2 separate regions of the Homo sapiens genome follow, and region 1 is linked to region 2. Evidence: read pairs that join two places in POLR2A ChIA-PET (ENCODE). Cell type or tissue: OCI-LY7. All regions are shown on one strand. Links, peaks and the distances in the headings refer to the core of each region. The heading gives the core; the rest is flanking DNA. Region 1 overlaps EYA2 (EYA transcriptional coactivator and phosphatase 2). Region 2 overlaps LINC01754 (long intergenic non-protein coding RNA 1754).

What was found. Peaks named below come from ENCODE experiments on the same cell type or tissue, not always from the same donor. Only the 100,000 strongest peaks of a DNase experiment are listed, where the experiment ranks them.
Region 1: POLR2A ChIA-PET joins it to region 2 with 5 read pairs; 2 of 35 experiments call an interaction of 5 or more read pairs at or near these places.

What each region holds. Positions count from the first base shown.
Region 1 is chr20:46,980,760-46,989,896 of GRCh38, forward strand. The region is part of intron 1 of EYA2 (EYA transcriptional coactivator and phosphatase 2); the gene reads left to right. Among named protein-coding and RNA genes, the nearest start is that of EYA2-AS1, 84 kb to the left of the region's middle. In OCI-LY7, for the core only: no CTCF peak of the experiment used is centred there; no DNase peak of the experiment used is centred there.
Region 2 is chr20:47,386,068-47,395,204 of GRCh38, forward strand. The region is part of intron 2 of LINC01754 (long intergenic non-protein coding RNA 1754); the gene reads right to left. Among named protein-coding and RNA genes, the nearest start is that of LINC01754, 22 kb to the right of the region's middle. RefSeq lists enhancers at 5,951-6,080, 6,251-6,440, 6,701-6,750. In OCI-LY7, for the core only: CTCF peaks have their summits at 6,385 and 6,624; DNase peaks (open chromatin) are centred at 4,174 and 6,174; H3K4me3 peaks cover 1,433 bases; H3K27ac peaks cover 3,208 bases.

The DNA.
Region 1 (9,137 bases), core at 2,014-7,013, 410 kb before region 2:
CCACCACCCTTCCTGGCCTTCAGTAATCACAGTCTACTCTCTATCTTCATGAGATCTACTTTTTTAGCTCCCACATGTGATTGAGAACATGCCATATTTGTCTTTCTGTCCTTGGCTTGTTTCACTTAACATAACGACCTCCAGTTCCATCCATGTTGCTGCAAATGACAGGATTTCATTGTTTTTTATGGCTGAATAATATTCTAGTGTATATGCATACCACATTTTCTTTATCCATCCATCAATTGGTGGAGTGCGCTGACATTTGAAAAGCTTCTTTTTAGATCCTCATGGCAGAACAGGATAAGTTCACCAAACAGGAATGATTTCACGTTTTCTTGGTGTCTAGACTTTGCTCAGACTTAAATCTGTGTTTAGTCGGCCTTTGAGGAAATACAGGACAGATCCTTCTATCTCCCAGCGTGGTTGAGAGAATTAAAAGAGATCATGTAAATGTGATCAGGAAAATTGCCTGGTGTATAATAGGTGCTTGGGAAATGAGAACCATGACTAGAATTTTTGGAAGGGTTTTACTAACTCTGGAAACTGAGTTGCCTTGAGTTGCTTGTTCACATTCCTATACTCTGTGGCTAATAGTTTGCTTCTGCAAGTCACCAGTGCCTGTAGCTGTAGCTGACAGCAGGAAAGAACAATTGTCAGGTTCTCAAGTCAGGGTCATGTTTACTTTGTGAAGATTAATATTTCTGTAGCTTTGGCTTTATTAGTGCTGTTCATTTATTTGCCTCCAAAGGATGGTGTGTTTTGATTGCTATAGGTATTTTAATTGCTATAGGTATTTTAGATTTTGCAGATCTAATTCTAGGTCTAACAGAGCCCTAGAATCAGTCAAGTCCCTTTCTTCATGCACATTAATTTTGGAAAAAATAAACTTTTAAATTATCATATATTGGTGGATTATTTTATCATTATTGTATGTCCCTGTAAATCTCTAATAATGGTTTTTATTTTAAAATCTATTTGGGGTATTGTGTTGTATTCATATTATTGAATCCTTGCTTTGAATCTTGGTATGTCTTTATATTTAAAAGGGGTCTCTTGTAATAAGCATGTAGTTAGGTTTTTAAAGTCAGTCTGGTGATCTTTGTCTTTCAAGTGTTGTATTTATTCTGTTTGCATTTACTGTAACTAATGTAATATAAACATACATGAAATGTTTACATTTATTATTATTCTTTAAGTGGTTATCCTAAATATTATAGGATACATTCTTGATATATCTAAAAGTTTACTATAAATTAGTACTTTTACCATTTCCAAGAAAATGCAAGGTCCTTAAAACATGTTAATTGTATTTATCTATCCTCCTGCTCACATATTTACCCTTTTATGTTGTTCTTTATCTTTGCTGAATTTTCGTGTTTCCAGAATATTCTTTTTTAGTGCAGGTTTACTGATGGGAAACAATCTTAATTTTGGTTTGTTTCATTTTGATTTTGTCTTCATTTTGAAGTATTTTTTTGCTGGCATAGAATTCCACAGTGGCAGATGAAATTCCATTGTTTTGTGGTTTCCATCAATTCTGCTGAGAAGCTGCTTCTCAGTCTTATTATACCTTCTTTAAAGATTGTCTTTTATTCCCCCTCTGACTGCTTTTAAGATTAATTTGTGCACATGTGCAGTTTAACCATCACATACCCAGGAATGCTTTTCTCTGTATTTATCTTTGGGATTCACAGAACTTCTTGATTCCATGACTTGATATCTGTCATCCATCTGGCAAGGTCTTCTGTCAGTTTCTCTTTAAATATTGTTTCTGACTTGCTCTCTCTCTCCTCTCCTTCTGTGGCTCCTATTACATGTGTGCTAGATCTTTTACCATGTACCATGTTTCTTTTATGCTCTTTTAAACCTGTTTTTCAACCTTATTCCTGAGATCTGTTTACTGACTTACCTTCCAGTTTGCTAATTCTTTCATCTGCTACATCCAGTCTGTAGTTCAACTGATCTATTGAGTTCTTAATTTTAATTATTTCATTTCTCAGTTCTGTAATTTCCTTTTTTTTTTTTTTTGAGATAGAGTTTTGCTTGTGTCACCCAGGCTGGAGTGCAATGGTGCAATCTCGGCTCACTGCAACCTCCGCCTCCTGGGTTCAAGCAATTCTCCTGCCTCAGCCTGCCAAGTAGCTGAGATTACAGGCACCTGCCACCACACCTGGCTAATTTTTGTATTTTTAGTAGAGGTGGGGTTTCACCATGTTGGCCAGGCTGGTCTCAAACTCCTGCTTCAGGTGATCCACCTGCCTTGGACTCCCAAAGTGCTGGGATTACAGATGTGAGCCACCACACCTGACCAGTAATTTCCATTTTTAAAGAGCCTAGATTTTTTTAGCAGCATTCTCATCTTAAATCAATTTTTTTATTATATTATCACAGTTGCTAGGGACTCCGTGTTTGACAACTTCAATAGCAGAATCTCGTGAGGTTTTTGTTTTTGTTTTTTGTCTTGGTTTTTGATCATTTGGTTTTGTCTTTTTGCATGCCTGGTAATTTTTTTATTGTGTATAAAACATTGTGGAGACTCTGGAAGATGACATCTCCTCCAAAAGAAAAGTTTTTCTGCTGGCTATTGATGATAGTAGAGGCAAATCACTTTGGTCAAATATGAGATTGAGATGACTCAAGGCAGGATCTATTTTGTTTGCTGTTACTCCAAGGAAGTAATCCTTTAGGGTCCCAGTTAAAAGTTTTGAGTGTTTCTCAAGGCTCCTCATCCTTATTGGCCATGAATTCCAATTTTTGCCTTCCTGTAATTAGGCAACTGCAAAAAAGCTCTGCTTAATTTCTTGCCTTTATAGCTACCCCCTTTTTGCTTGGTTTCTCTGCCTCTCACCGCACCCAGCTTGGATATCAGCAAATGCCTCAAGGCTAATAACTTTCAACAATATGAGACTCATACCTCTGTGGTTCTCATATTTCTACAATCTTTGCTCCTGTGTCCTAACTACTTTAGTAATCCTGAACTCCAGTTTTTTTCTCCCCAGCCCCATAAGACTGGAAAACTCTAAGCTGTTGCTTTTTTTCTTCTTTGCTTATAAACTGGCAAGTGTCTTGAGGGGAAAATTGATAGAGGTCAAACTTGGTCTGTTTTTCATCTCTCTGGGATCTTGTTCCCTCAGGACCTGCCTTGGTTGACTTCCAATCCCTTAAGACAATATTTTATAGCTGTTATTTTTGATCATGATAGTGAGGTTGACTAAAAATACAAGCTATCCCGTCGTAGCTGGGAGGTGCACTCAGTTGGACAGTTTAATACATATTAGGAAAAATGGCTTATTTTTGTTTTCTTCAATATGGAGAAAAATTAAACTTTAAACCACATAAAAAGGCAGACTCTAAATGAATTGAAGACTTAAATATGAAAGGTAAAATTCTAAGTGAATAGTTTAACATGTAGACAAATTTTAAAATCCCAAGAATAGAGAAAGGATTTTTACACCTACAAAAAGAAATTATTAGGTAAATATGTAAGGATTTTTTGTTCTACAAAAGATAATAGAAATAAAGAAAACAGACAAATGAAAGACTAAGAGAAGAAATTTACAGCATTCGAAAAACACATTGAATACCTAGACTCTGTAATGCACTCCAGCAAATCAGTAAGAAAAAAAAAAAATAGAAAACCCAGTAGAAAAATGGGCAAGCATAAAAGATCTGAACAGACAATTTCCAAACATTCATATGGCCCACAATTATGTGAATATATGCTCAAACTCACTAGTAATCCTAGAAATGAAAATCAAAATAACTATGAGTTATTGCTTTCCATGCATCAGTTTGGCAAAAAGTAGAAAGTGGGGCCGTGCCAAGTGTTAGCAGGAAATTGTGAAACTGGAACCCTTATGTACTTCTGGTGGAATCTAGAATGGCACAGGAGTTATGAAGAACAGTCTGCTAGTACTTGTTCAAGTTCAGTTCACATATACTCCATAACACAGAAATCCTCCACCTTGGCTATAAATACATTTTAGGAATGTGTGTGTATACATATATATAGGGAGAGATACTGCATTTTAAAAAATGAAGATGAATGGAGATGTTCATTGCAGCATTGTTTATAAGGTGGCTGAGAGATAAAGGCTACCTAGCTGTTCACCACCAGGGCAATGCATAAATTCAATAGAGTGGGTGTGCAGTATAGAATTATAGCTACAAGCTAGATATGCATCCAGTAACATACACATGTTTAAATCAGTGCAGACTGAAAATAAACAGCCTTCTAAACAGAGTGAGATATTGTGCACATTATTCATTAAATTAAAACACATGCCACACATAAAACAACATGGCATCATTTATAAGGAAACATTTACATATTTAATATGTCAGAGTCATTGTCTAGGGCATGGTGGAAAATAAGGATAAATGGGAACTTTTAAAAATCTTGTTGGAAGAAGGTGATGGCTCAAATAAGATTTCCTTCCTCCCTGTCTCTCTCTCCCTCTGCCCCTTCTTTCCTCCCTTCCTCCAACAGATGCTAACTGGATGATGGAATGAACAAGATTCTGTGTTAAGTGCTGTGGAGGAAATAAAGATGATTTCCCCATTGGCTTGGCCTTCAAGAACCTTAGGCAAGGGCCTAAGGTGAATACACCAGAAGCCTTAGTAGCAATACTCTGTCCCAGAGTTCAGACTCATAAACACATTCCTGCTCTGCTTAAAATCAACAAATGCTGTTTTGGATGTGTAAGAGCTCTTAAGGATGACAGCAACACTCAGTAAAGTAAATAAGCTACGTGACTGAGGCCAGAAGTGTCACACTGCCGTCTCTTTCCTTAGCAGGCTTTTCTGATAATACATATGACATAGCTCTCAAATGCAAATGCCTATAGGGACCAGGAGGAAATACCAATGGAAAAAGAGGGTCAAATTTAAGAGAGTAGGGAGTGGTGGGGACTGTGACAAAATGGAGCCCATATGCCTTGACTTAATTGGGCCGCCACTGTTCAGTGCCAGCTGGTTGCTGCCATGCAAGAATAAGGCAATACTCTTGTATTTTCAAGAAAAGCCAAAAATCTAGATTTTTATGTGAAATTGTCTCATTTTTAAATATTGGCAACTACCTCAAATATTTTTAAACCCTAGGGAGTGGGGAAAACAATTCATTTTGTTTTTAACCACATTTGGTCAGTTGGCTAACAATTTGCTGCTTCTAATACTCTCATAGCATCTGGATATCTGGAAACTAGTGATATTTTTTAACCTCATTGTTTATTTTTTTAACCTTTCATTATTTGCACATACCGAAAAGAATGAAGGGAATGAGTTTAGATAAGATGCAAATTTCTGGCACCTGTAGCCAGATAAAAGATACAATGTCTACCATTTGCTAAGCACCATACAATATGCTTTGATGTATTAGAGGGAGCAAGACACCTAGGCCTCTATCCTGGAGTGCCTGTGGCATTTGAGAAACAAGAAAACAGGCACCCAGGATGCATGTATACGTGGGGACATTTTAGGACTCAACATTTATATAAACACTGGAGATATATATATAATATATCTCTATATATCTAATGTATATATTATATATTATATATAATATCTCTATATATCTAATGTATATATATACACATTAGATATATTATATATTATGTATTATATATCGATATATAATATATAGATCTATATAATATCTATATATATAATATATAATATATCTAATGTGTATATATATACATTAGATATATAGAGATATATATATCTCTCTCCAATATAAAGATATAAACAATAGAGCTGATTTGTGTATTAGCCCATTTTGCGTTGCTGTAAAGGAATACCTGATACTGAGTAATTTATTTCAAAAAGAGATTTATTTGGCTCACGGTTCTGCAGGTGGTACTAGCATGGCATCAGTATCTGTTCCGCTTCTGGTGAGGCCTTGGGAAGCTTTTACTCATAGTGGAAGGTGGAGGGCCAGCAGGCACATCCCACGGTAACAGAAGGCGCAAGAGAGATGCCCGACTCTTTTAAACAACTAGTTCTTCTGTGAACTAATAGAACAAGAACTCACTCATACCATGGAGAGGACACCAAGCCATTCATGAGGGATCCATCCCTATGACCCAAACCTCTCCCACTAGCCCCACAACACTGGGGATCACGTCACATTTTAACATGAGAGTTGAAGGGGACAAAGTCCAAACCATATCAGGGTGGGATTCTGTCATCAGATCAAAAAGTCCATGTACAGAAAGTACTTCCTATGTGCAAGCCTGAGATAAGGGCTTTCTTATTTAAAAATTATTAAGTGTTTCAGGCATACAAAGATGGGTAAAACATACAAAAGTAGGGTACCCAGCATCCTGCTTAACTGATACAGGGGTTGGCAAACTTTTGCTGCCAGATACTAAATACCTTCGGCTCTGCAGGCCACACACGGTCTCTGTTGAAACTACTCCGCTTAACACTGTGGTGTGAAAGTAACCACAGACAGGATAGTAAACCAGTGAGCAGGGCAGTGTTCCAATAAAACTTTACCTATGGACACTGAAATATGAATTTCGTGTCATTTTCACATATTATGAAATAGTATCCTTCTTTTGATTATTTTGCAACCATTTAAAAATGTGAAAGCCGTTCCAGACTTGGGTCACACAAAAACAGCTGTGGGCTGGATTTGGCTTACGGGCCATAGGTAGTGTCAGCCCCTGAATTAAAGCACTACATAGTCTGAGCCCCCCAGGTGCCACTTCCAAAATTACATCCCCTCCTACCCCCAGAGTTAGCCATTCTCTTGAAAACAGTGTTGATCATTCCTGAGTGTAATTTTGTTTTTGTGGAATGCATCTGTGTCCATTAACAGTACAGTTGGTTCCAATTCAAGGATTCAGTTAACTACAGATCAAAAATATTCGGGGAGTGGGGCAAGCACAGTGGCTCACACCCGTAATCCCAACACTTTGGGAGGCTGAGGCAGGCAGATCACCTGAGGCCAGGAGTTCAAGGCCAGCCTGGCCAACATGGCAAAACCCCGTCTCTACTAAAAATATAAAAATTAGCTGGGTGTGGTGGTGTGCACCTGTAATCTCAGCTACTCGGGAGGCTGAGGTAGGAGAATCACTTGAACCTGGGAGGCAGAGGTTGCAGTGAGCCAAGATTGCACCACTGTACTCCAGCCTGGAAGACAGAGTAAGTCTCTCTCTCTCTCTCTCTCTCTCTCTCTCTCTCTCTCTCTCTCTCTCTATATATATATATATATATATATATATATATATGGGGCAAAAAAAAAATACAGAATAAAAATAATATATGTTTTAAAACAATGCATATAACAACTGTTTACATAGTGTTTACATTGCGTTGGACATTATAAGTAATCTAGAGATGATTTAAAGTATATGGGAGGATGTATGTGGGTTATATGCAAATACTCTACCATTTTTTATAAGGTACTTGAGCACTTGCCAATTTTGGTGTCCATGGCGGGGGGCGGGGGTGGGTCCTGGAAACAGCCCTCCTGGGATACTGAGGGGCAGCTGTATTTTTGAACTTTATGTTGAATAAGCATTTAAGTTGCTATTAAAATAGTGCTTTTTTTTACATGAATCATCTTTTTAAATCTTCACCGTGACCATTTTCCAGATGAGAAAACTTTTGACTTAGAGCAGTTTGGTAACTTGCTCAAAGTAGTGGGTAGCACACTGGGATGTGAATTTGCAACCTTTTTACAATGGGATCTGAGTTTATAAGCACCACACCAGCGATCGCTACGTTGTGTTTCATTAACCAAGTAATAACTGATCTTGCCAAGGATGACCTTATGATAACGACGTGCTCACAATAAATTTAGCCTTTCTCTGAAGACAACTGCAGGTTAAATGTTACTGGTTGTAGTTCAGACCTTGGAAAATTGCTACGCCATGTACAGTGGTGTGTGCGTTAACCAGAAACCTTATTTTCTAAACCCAGTGGGTGGGAATTTATTAATATTTATTTTGAGACAGGGTCTCACTCTGTCACAGAGGCTGGAAGGCAGTGGCACGATTAGAGCTCACTGCACCTTCCATCTACCCTGGCTCAGGTGATCCTCCCACCTCAGCCTCTTGAGTAGCTGGGACTACAGGCATGTGCCACCATGCCCAGCTAACTTTGTTGTATTTTTTTGTAGAGATGGGGTTTTGCCATGTTGCCTAGGCTGGTCTTGAACTCCTGGGCTCAAGTGATCTGCCTGCCTCAGCCTCCCAAAGTGCTGGAACTGAAGGTGTGAGCCACCATGCCTGGCCAGAATTTAGAAGGAGTGACTACCAACATGGTGCAAGAATTAGAAATGTTTTCAATTAAAAAATGAGAAAGACCAAAGGAGACCTCATCCCTACTCTCCCCTGCCCGCCCCCCATAACATATTATAAAAATCATGGGTGATTCAGGAGCCAGTATGTTCTCTCTTGGTCAGGTCCACAGTGATGAGCTGTTGAGTGTTGCCACCTAGAGAGTTGTTAATGACACTTACGCCTTTTGAGCTTTTCTCCGTCCATGCAAGTAGTACCGTGTTTGTTTGTTTGGAGATGGAGTCTCATTCTGTCGCGAGGCTGGAGTGCAGTGGCGCAGTCTCGACTCACTGCAACCTCTGCCTCCCGGGTTCAAGCGATTCTCCTGCCTCAGCCTCCCGAGTAGCTGGGACTACAGGCATACGCCACCACGCCCAGCTAATTTTTATATTTTTGTTAGTAGAGACGGCATTTCACCATGTTGGCCAGGATGGTCTCGATCTCTTGACCTCGTGATCCACCCGCCTCAGCGTCCCAAAGTGCTGGGATTACAGGCATGTGCCACCACACCCGGCCTGTTTTTCTCTCTTAACCACAGTCAACTCCACGTTCTCCCCAAGCCTCTGGCTTTTGGAAATCTAAATCCAAACGCTCCCTCTCTGCCTGTCTGTCTCTTTCTCAGCTGGGAAGTTGCCCTAGTTTGCTCTGGCTCATTTATATGACATTGAAGAGAGACCAAAATATAATTTTTCTAATGGCAAAATACAGCAAGAAGGAGGGGAATGTTTTAATCAACTGGGTGTATTCTCCAGCGGGGAGCAAGAACTTCATTTTAATTTCTCATTTCCCTTTGATGAAAAGTTGAGTGAATTTTTATCATGTAGAATTTATAAGAAGTCTGGGTTT
Region 2 (9,137 bases), core at 2,178-7,177:
ATCATACCACTGCACCCCAGCCTGGGTGACAGAGCAAGACTCCGTCCCCCTCACCCCCAAAAAAGAGAGAGATGGGGTCTCTCTATGTTGCCCAGGCTGGTGTCGACCTCCTGGGCTCAAGGGATCCTCCTATCTTGGCCTCCCAAAGTGCTAAGATTACAGGCATGAACCACTGCGCCCAGCTTGAGTTGTTAAAAAAATTTTTTTTGTAGAGATGGGGTCTTGCTATGTTGCCTGGGCTGGTCTTGTACTCCAGACCTCAGCCAGTCCTCCCACCTCAGTCTCCCAAAGTGCTAGGATTACAAGTGTGAGCCACCACGCCTGGCCTAGACTAGACTGTTGATGATGGAGTGGGATGTATCTCTTCATATCCAAGAACCACTTACCCTGTTATTAATTCGACAGTTTTTATTAAATCAACTTATTTTGTTTTATTTTTTGTTTATAGAGACAGGGTCTTGCTATGTTGCCCAGGCTGGTCTTGAACTCCCCAGCTCAAGCAATCCTCCTGTCTGGGCCTCCCAAAGTGCTAGGATTACAGGTGTGAGCCCCCATGTCTGGCCTGAAATAAACGCAGTGTTTTTTTTTTTTTGAGACAGTCTTGCTCTGTCGCCCAGGCTGGAGTGCAGAAGTGTGGTCTTGGCTGACTGAAACCAGGCAAAATCTGGGCCGGGTGTGCTGGCTCATGCCTGTAATCCCAGCACTTTGGGAGGCCAAGGCAGGGGGATCTCCTGAGGTCAGAAGTTCAAGACCAGCTTGGCCAACATGGTGAAACCCTGTCTCTACTAAAAATACAAAAATTAGTCAGGTGTGGTGGTGCACGCCTGCAATCCCAGAGCTACTGAGGAGGCTGAGACAGGAAAATCGGTTGAACCTGGGAGGCAGAGGTTGCAGTGAACCGAGACCGCACCATTGCACTCCAGCCTGGGCAACAAGAGCGAAACTCAGTCTCAAAAAAAAAAATCTAAATAGGCCAGGCACGGTGGCTCATGCCTGAAATCCCAGCACTTTGGGATGCCGAGACAGGAAGGTCACTTGAGCCCAGGAATTCAAGACCAGCCTAGGAAACAGAGTGAGACCCTCCATCTCTACTAAAAATTAAAAAAATTAGCCCAGTGTGGTAACACATGCCTGTAGTCCCAGCTACTAGGGAGGCTGAGGCGGGAGGATCGCTTGAGTCTGGAAGGTGGAGGCTGCAGAGAGCCGTGATAGCACCACTGCATTCTGGCCTAAGAGAAAGAGCCAGACCCTCACACCTAATCCCAGAACTTTGGGAGGCCGAGGTGAGCAAATCACGAGGTCAGGAGATCAAGACCATCCTGGCTAACACAGTGAAGCCCCGTCTCTACTAAAAATACAAAAAATTAGCCGGGTGTGGTGGCAGGTGCCTGTAGTCTCAGCTACTCGGGAGGCTGAGGCAAGAGAATGGCGTGAACCTGGGAGGCGGAGCTTGCAGTGAACCGAGATCATGCCACTGCACTCCAGCCTGGGTGACAGAGCGAGACTCAAAAAAAAAAAAAAAAAAAAAAAAAAAAAGCCAGACACTGTCTCAAAAAAAAAGAAAAGAAAAGAAAAGAAAAACCTGAAATACTTATTTCAGCCTGATAGAGTCCATTGAGGAGAGAACAGGAACAGGAGAGAAAGGGGAGATGGTAGCGATAAACATGCCTTCGAGAAATTTTACTAAACAAAGGAGCAGAGAAATGGGACCCTCTGTGGAATGACATCCCCAGAGGTGTCTAGCTAGATAAGACAGTAAGATTTGCCGGGCACGGTGGCTCACGCCTGTAATCCCAGCACTTTGGGAGGCTGAGGCGGGCGGATAACTTGAGGTCAGGAGTTCGAGACCAGCCTGGCCAACATGGTGAAACCCCATCTCTATTGAAAATACAAAAATTAGTGGGGCATGGTGGGCAGGCCCCTGTAATCCCAGGCAGGAGAATTGCTTGAACCTGAGAGGTGGAGGTTGTAGTGAGCCAAGATCGCACCACTGCACTCTAGCCTGGGTGACAGGGCAAGACTCCGTCTCGAAAAAAAAAAAAAAAAGATTTAAGTGCATGTTGACACCTTGTATCGTCCCAGGATTTGGGGCCTGGGTCTTGCCTTGTTTCTAGATAATCTGGTTCAGTGCCAAGATTTTAAATAGCATCTCCATGCTGATGACTTCCCTATTCATATCTCCTGTCTCCTGCACACATCCAAATCTACAGACTGGCTGGCGTTCTCAGCCATCAATTGTCCAGAACAGAACTCTTGACTGGCTCTTGTCCCACCCTCTGCCCCTTCCATACGGCTTCATAAGGATGAGAGTAAGGAGTGGTCCTTGTTCTCTTTTTCCTCTCACTTGGCTTCCAGGCCATTAGCAAGCATTGAGGGCTCCCACCCTCACCCCCATCTCTACTGCTCCCATCTTTTAGTCTCTCTGTCTCCACCCGTGGCCCATGAATCACTTTTCCACTCAGCAGTCAGGCAGATCTGAAAAAGTAAATCAAGTCACGCCAGTCTTCTACTTAAAATTCAACATTTTTATCCAGGACAACCAGAATAAAAACCAAATTGGCCAGGTGCAGTGGCTCACGCCTGTGGTCCCAGCACTTTGGGAGGCCGAGATGGGCGGATCACGAGGTCAGGAGATCGAGACCATCCTGGTTAACACGGTGAAACCCCATCTCTACTAAAAATACAAAAAAATTAACCGGGCATGGTGGCGGGTGCCTGTAGTCACAGCTACTCGGGAGGCTGAGGCAGGAGAATGACGTGAACCCGGGAGGCAGAGCTTGCAGTGAGCTGAGATCACGCCACTGCACTCCAGCCTGGGCGACAGAGCAAGACTCTGTCTCAAAAAAAAAAAAAAAAAAAGAATAAAAACCAAATTTTTTTTTTGAAATAGGGTCTTGCTCTGTCACTCAGGCTGAAGTGCAGTGGTGTGATCACAGCTCACTGCAGCCTGGATCCTCCTGCATCAGCCTCCCAAGTAGCTGGGACCACAGGTGTCCCCCACCACGCCTGAGTTTCTTTTTTTTTTTTTTTGAGATGGAGTGTCTTGCTTGTCACCCAGGCTGGAGTGCAATGCCAACATCTCAGCTCACTGCAACCTCCACCTCCCGGGTTTAAGCAATTCTCCTGCCTCAGCCTCCCAAGTAGCTGGGATTACAGGTGCATGCTACCATGTCTGGCTAATTTTTATATTTTTAGTAGGGACAGGGTTTCACCATGTTGGCCAGGCTAGTCTCGAACTTCTGACCCCAGGTGATCCACCCACCTCGGCCTCCCAAAGTGCTGGGATTACAGGCATGAGCCACTGCACCTGGCCTAATTTTTTAATTTAAAAAAAATTATTATTATTATTATTATTTTTTGAGACGGAGTCTCGCTCTGTCACCCAGCTGGAGTGCAGTGGCATGATCTCAGCTCACTGCAACCTCTGCTTCCTGGGTTCAAGCAATTCTCTGCCTCAGCCTCCAGAGTAGTCAGGATTACAGGTGTCTGCCACCATGCCTGGCTAATTTTTGTATTTTTAGTAGAGACGGGGTTTCACCATGTTGACCAGGCTGGTCTTGAACTCCCAACCTCATGATCTATCTGCCTTGGCCTCCCAAAGTGCTGGGATTACAGGTGTGAGCCACTGCGCCTGGCCAATTTTTTAATTTTTATATTTGTTTGTAGAGATGGGGGTCTCCCTGTGTTGCCCAGGCTGGTCCTGAACTCCTGAGCTCAAGCAATCCTCTGGCCTCAGCCTCCCAAAGAGTTGGGATTACAGGTATGAGTCACTGTGCCTGGCCCCAGACTCTCTTCAGTGGCCTCCAAGTTCCTCCATGATCTTTTCCTGGCCTCTGATTTCATCTCATACATTCTCTGCCTTCTTCATCATTTTGTTCTCCAAGAGTCTATCCCCTGCCACGCCCACACCACCCCCACCACTGGCACCTCTTGAATTTCTCAAACTAAGATTCCTTTCCAATGGCATATTGCGTGGGATTCTCTCTTCCAGTATCTGCACATGGCCAGTTTCTTTTCATCCATCTCAACTTAAACATCACAGGTAGATGCTTTTGTGCAAACACAACCTCCCTGTCCACTCTGCCCCACATCCACATGTGGCCTTGTCATGTGGCCACGCCTAGCTGCAAAGAAAGCTGGGAAATGTAATACTTAATTGGGCAGCTCTGTGCTTCCTTTTAGTCACATCCCCCAAGGGCAGCACTATCTTGATTACTCACCGTGACATGCGATTTACATTTACACAAATAGCCTCCGGTTTTTTTTTTTTTTTTTTTTTTTTTTTTTGAGACGGAGTCTCGCTCTGTCGCCCAGGCCGGACTGCGGACTGCAGTGGCGCAATCTCGGCTCACTGCAAGCTCCGCTTCCCGGGTTCACGCCATTCTCCTGCCTCAGCCTCCCGAGTAGCTGGGACTACAGGCACCCGCCACCGCGCCCGGCTAATTTTTTGTATTTTTAGTAGAGACGGGGTTTCACCTTGTTAGCCAGGATGGTCTCGATCTCCTGACCTCATGATCCACCCGCCTCGGCCTCCCAAAGTGCTGGGATTACAGGCGTGAGCCACCGCGCCCGGCCGCCTCCTGTTTTTTTTTTGAGACGAGTCTCGCTCTGTTGCCCAGGCTGGAGTGCAGTGGCGCGATCTTGGCTCACTGCAAGCTCCGCCTCTCAGGTTCAAGCCATTCTCCTGCCTCAGCCTCCCGAGTAGATGGGACTACAGGCGCCCACCACCACGCCCGGCTAATTTCTTTTTTTCATTTTTAGTAGAGATGGGGTTTCTCCATGTTAGCCAGGATGGTCTCGATCTCCAGACCTCATGATCCACCCGCCTCGGCCTCCCAAAGTGCTGGGATTACAGGCGTGAGCCACCACGCCCAGCCAGCCTCCTGTTATTTATACTTACTCTTCACTCTGTTTTGAATATCTCTTTTACTCCAATGCTGATGAGTTCCTGTCACCTGGATTCCAGGACTTGCCTCAGATCCTAGCCTTCCAGAAGCCTAGTTTCAGCCTTTTTTTTTTTTGAGACGGAGTCTCACTCTGTCGCCCAGGCTGGAATGCAATGGTGTGATCTCGGCTCATTGCAACCTCTGCCTCCCAGGTTTAAGCAATCCTCCTGCCTCAGCCTCCCTAGTAGCTGGGATTACAGGCGTGCACCACCACGCCCAGCTAATTTTTGTATTTTTAGTAGAGACAGCGTTTCGCCATATTGGCCAGGCTGGTCTCAAACTCCTGACCTCAGGTGATCCGCCCATCTTGGCTTCCCAAAGTGCTGGGATTACAGGGATGAGCCACCACACAAGGCCTCCAGCCTTTCTTTTGAGTCAATAAGCTACACCATATTCTACCAATATTTTTACTTGAGTCAGCAGTGGTTTCCTACACCTGCAACTCAAGAACTCTAAGGGTTACTGCCTCCATTGTTTGTTAAGGCACCACAAGACTTTGCTGAACTGTACATAATGCTTTAGGTCAATAAAATAATCATCATCATAATGACAACTGAGGAGAAAGTCATGATAATATCAACCTATTGAGCACTATGGTTTTTTTGTTTTATTTTGTTGAGACAGGGTCTCTGTCACCTAGATTGGAATACAGTGGTGTGATATTAGCTCACTACAACCTCTGGCTCTTGAGCTCAAGCCATCCTCCTGCCTCAGCCTCCCGAGTAGCTGGGACTATAGGCACGTGCCACCATGCCCCGCTAATTTTTTTTTTTTTTTAAGTAGAGACGAGGTCTTGCTATGTTGCCCAGGCTGGTGTCGAACTCCTGGGCTCAAGCTGGGCTCAAGCTATCCTCCTGTCTCAGCCTCCCAGTGAGCACTATATTAGTTAGCACATAGATTCTGTACAAAGATCAAGAGAGAACAGTCTACTTTATTTCCCATTTAGTAGTCCATCTATAAGGGGTTGAGAGCTATTTGGGTGGCTTCCTGTTCTCTGGCTGGGCCCCAGGCTCCTCCTATCTTGTTGCTCAGTGTCCTCAACACATGGCTTCCACCTTAGGGACCAAGAGAGTCACTCCAGCTCCTGCAGGAAAGAAAGGAAGAGAGAGGGAGGGCACTCTCTTTTCCATTTATGGTCTTGGTCCAGGAAGTTGCCTGCATTACTTCTGTTCCCATCCCATTGGCCAGAACCTTGTCATGTGGCCACGCCTAGTTGCAAAGAAAGCTGGGAAATGTATTATTTAATTGGGCAGCTCTGTGCTTCCTTTTAGTCACATCCCCCAAGGGCAACGCTATCTTGATTACTCACCATGACATGCGTTTTACATTTACACAAATAGCCTCCTGTTACAGAGTTCTTTGGTTTTTGTTTTCACTCTGTTTTGAAGATCTCAACACGGGTCTCTGTAAATATCTAGTCCATTTCTTCGGCTTCCCCATCTTCTGTGCATTCACCACATTTTACCAAAGTACTCTCCTAGCAATGGCCCCCATATGGCCGCCTCCACACACATCACTGCCTCTTCTCCCCAGGAAGGAGATGCCGGGGCATAGGCTATGTGGGTGCAAAACACTGCCAGGTTGCTCTCCCACATAGCAGCTGCCAGCCCACACTCCTGCCAGGTGCATGTGGGGGTTCTATAGTCCCATAAAAGGTATTTTATTCATTTTTGTCATGTCTATAGTTGGACATCTGTTGTTTTTTGCATGGCCAGCATCCATTCTTCTTTTTTTGGTCACTGTGCCCTAGCATTCTTTTGGGAAACTACCTTTTCCGTCATTCTCAATCCACGTGATTCAGATGGGACTGAATCTCTTACTTACTGGTGTGACCAGGTGATGACACACTGGCCAACAACCATCTAGCACCTCCCAATCAATCCAGTGAAGGCATGTGACTCAAACTGAATCAAATTAGAGCCAGGTCAGGACTCTCACTGGAACTGTTGGGAAAAGGGCTTTCCCTTTCTCTGTGGGTGGTTAAGCTAGAGTGGGTAGAGGCCAAGACTGCTATGATCTCAGGGTAGAAGCTACCTGAGGGTGAAGCAGGCCTCCACAGAAGAAAGTATAGCTGAGAGATGAAGAGTGAGGGTAATTCTCATACTGTGAGAACCAACCATGCCTGAAGGCGACTTGCACTAGAGCTTTTATAAGTTACATAAGTTTCATAGAGTTACATAAGCCAATAAATTCCTTATTTATTTATTGAGACAGAGTCTCATTCTGTCGTTTACACTGGAGTGCAGTGGTACAATCTCAGCTCACTGCAACTTCTGCCTCCCAGGTTCAAGTGATTCTCCTACCTCAGCCTCCCAAGTAGCTGGGATTACAGGTGTGTACCACCATGTCCAGATAATTTTTTTATTTTCAGTAGAGACGGGGTTTCGCCACGTTGGCCAGGCTGGTCTCACACTCCTGGCCTCAAGTGATCCACCTGCCTCGGCCTCCCAAAGTGCTGGATCACAGGCGTGAGCCACCATACCCAGCCAAATTCTTTTTTACACAAGCCAATTTGAGTTGGGCTTAGGTCACTCAAAAGAAGTCAGACTAACCCCACCCATCCTGGTGCTAGGCATACAGTAGGTCATAGGACAAATGTTTGTTTTTTCTTTTTTTGGTAAAGAAAGGCAGACTTATTAGAGAAAGTATGAAGATACACTGCATGAAAGCAAAGGGCAGCACAGCAGAGAAGGGGCTGTCTGCAAATGTTTGTTGAATGAATGAATGAGCCCATGTGTGGGAATAAATGAGACATGACAGACAGCTACCCAGTGATGTGTAAATATCCACAGTGAGTTATCCAGGAGTTCAGGTGAGGAGCACAGGCTTACTTATTTTGCTAAATATGAATTCTAAGGCTAAACAAGACACATGTGAGCTCATTCACTCATTGCACTCCAGTTTTGTTCCTTTTGCTTTCAGATAATCAGATCACGACAGGCGCCGGCCATCACACCTGGCTTATTCTTGTATTTTTAGTAGAGATAAGGTTTCATCATGTTGGCCAGGCTGGTCTCGAACTCCTGACCTTAGGTGATCTGCCTGCCTCGGCCTCCCTAAAGTGTTAGGATTACAGGTGTGAGCCACCACGCCTGGCTCTAAAAGGGTATCTTTTTTTTTTGAGGTGGAGTTTTGCTGTTGTCACCCAGGCTGGAGTGCAATGGCATGATTTCAGCTCACTGCAACTTCCACCTGCCAGGTTCAAGTGATTCTCCTGCCTCAGCCTCTCGAGTAGCTGGAACTACAGGCACACGCCACCACGCCTGGCTAATTTTTGTGTTTTTAGTAGAGACAAGGTTTCAATGTGTTGGCCAGGCTGATCTTGAACTCCTGACTTCAAGTAACCTGGCTGTCTCGGCCTCCCAAAGTGCTGGGATTACAGACGTGAACCACTGCACCCAGCCAAGAGGGTATCTTAAGACCCCACTACATTCCCCCTAGAGGAATAGAGACTAGATAGGCACCACAGGACCCTCTATTCTGCAATTTTCTAGGTATGTTTTATTTTGAGCTGATTTTTATGAAAAGTGAGTACTGAGAAATCCTGAGTGTGGATATTAATCCCATACATCTTACAATGATTTAAATTAAAATTAAATTTGAATTTTTTTGGTCTTTTACTTGAGTATTTGTAAAAAGTAATAAATGTATTTCATTTTAAAATTACCAGTGTTCAGTCCAGGTGCAGTGGCTCACACCTGTAATCCCAGCACTTTGGGTGGCCGAGGCAGGAGGATCACTTGAGGTCAGGAGTTCGAGACCAGCCTGACCAACATGGCAAAACCCCATCTCTACTAAAAATACAAAAATTAGCCGGGTGTGGTGGCACACACCTAGTTCCTGCTCCTCGGGAGGCTAAGTCATGAGAATTGCTTGAACCCAGGAGGTGGAGATTGCAGTGAGCCGAGATCATACCACTGCACTCCAGCCTAGGCAACACAGTAAGACTCTATCTCAAAATAAATAAATAAATAAATAAATGTAAATAAAATTACCAGAGTTCAAGCACAACACAGGACATGTGTGACAGGCCTGTGTCCTTTGCATCTCTTACCTGTGATTTGCTTTTTTTTTGAGATGGAGTTTTGCTCTTGTCACTTAGGCTGGAGTGCAATGGCGAGATCTTGGCTCACTGCAACCTCTGCCTCCTGGGTTCAAGTGATTCTCCTGCCTCAGCGTCCTGAGTAGCTG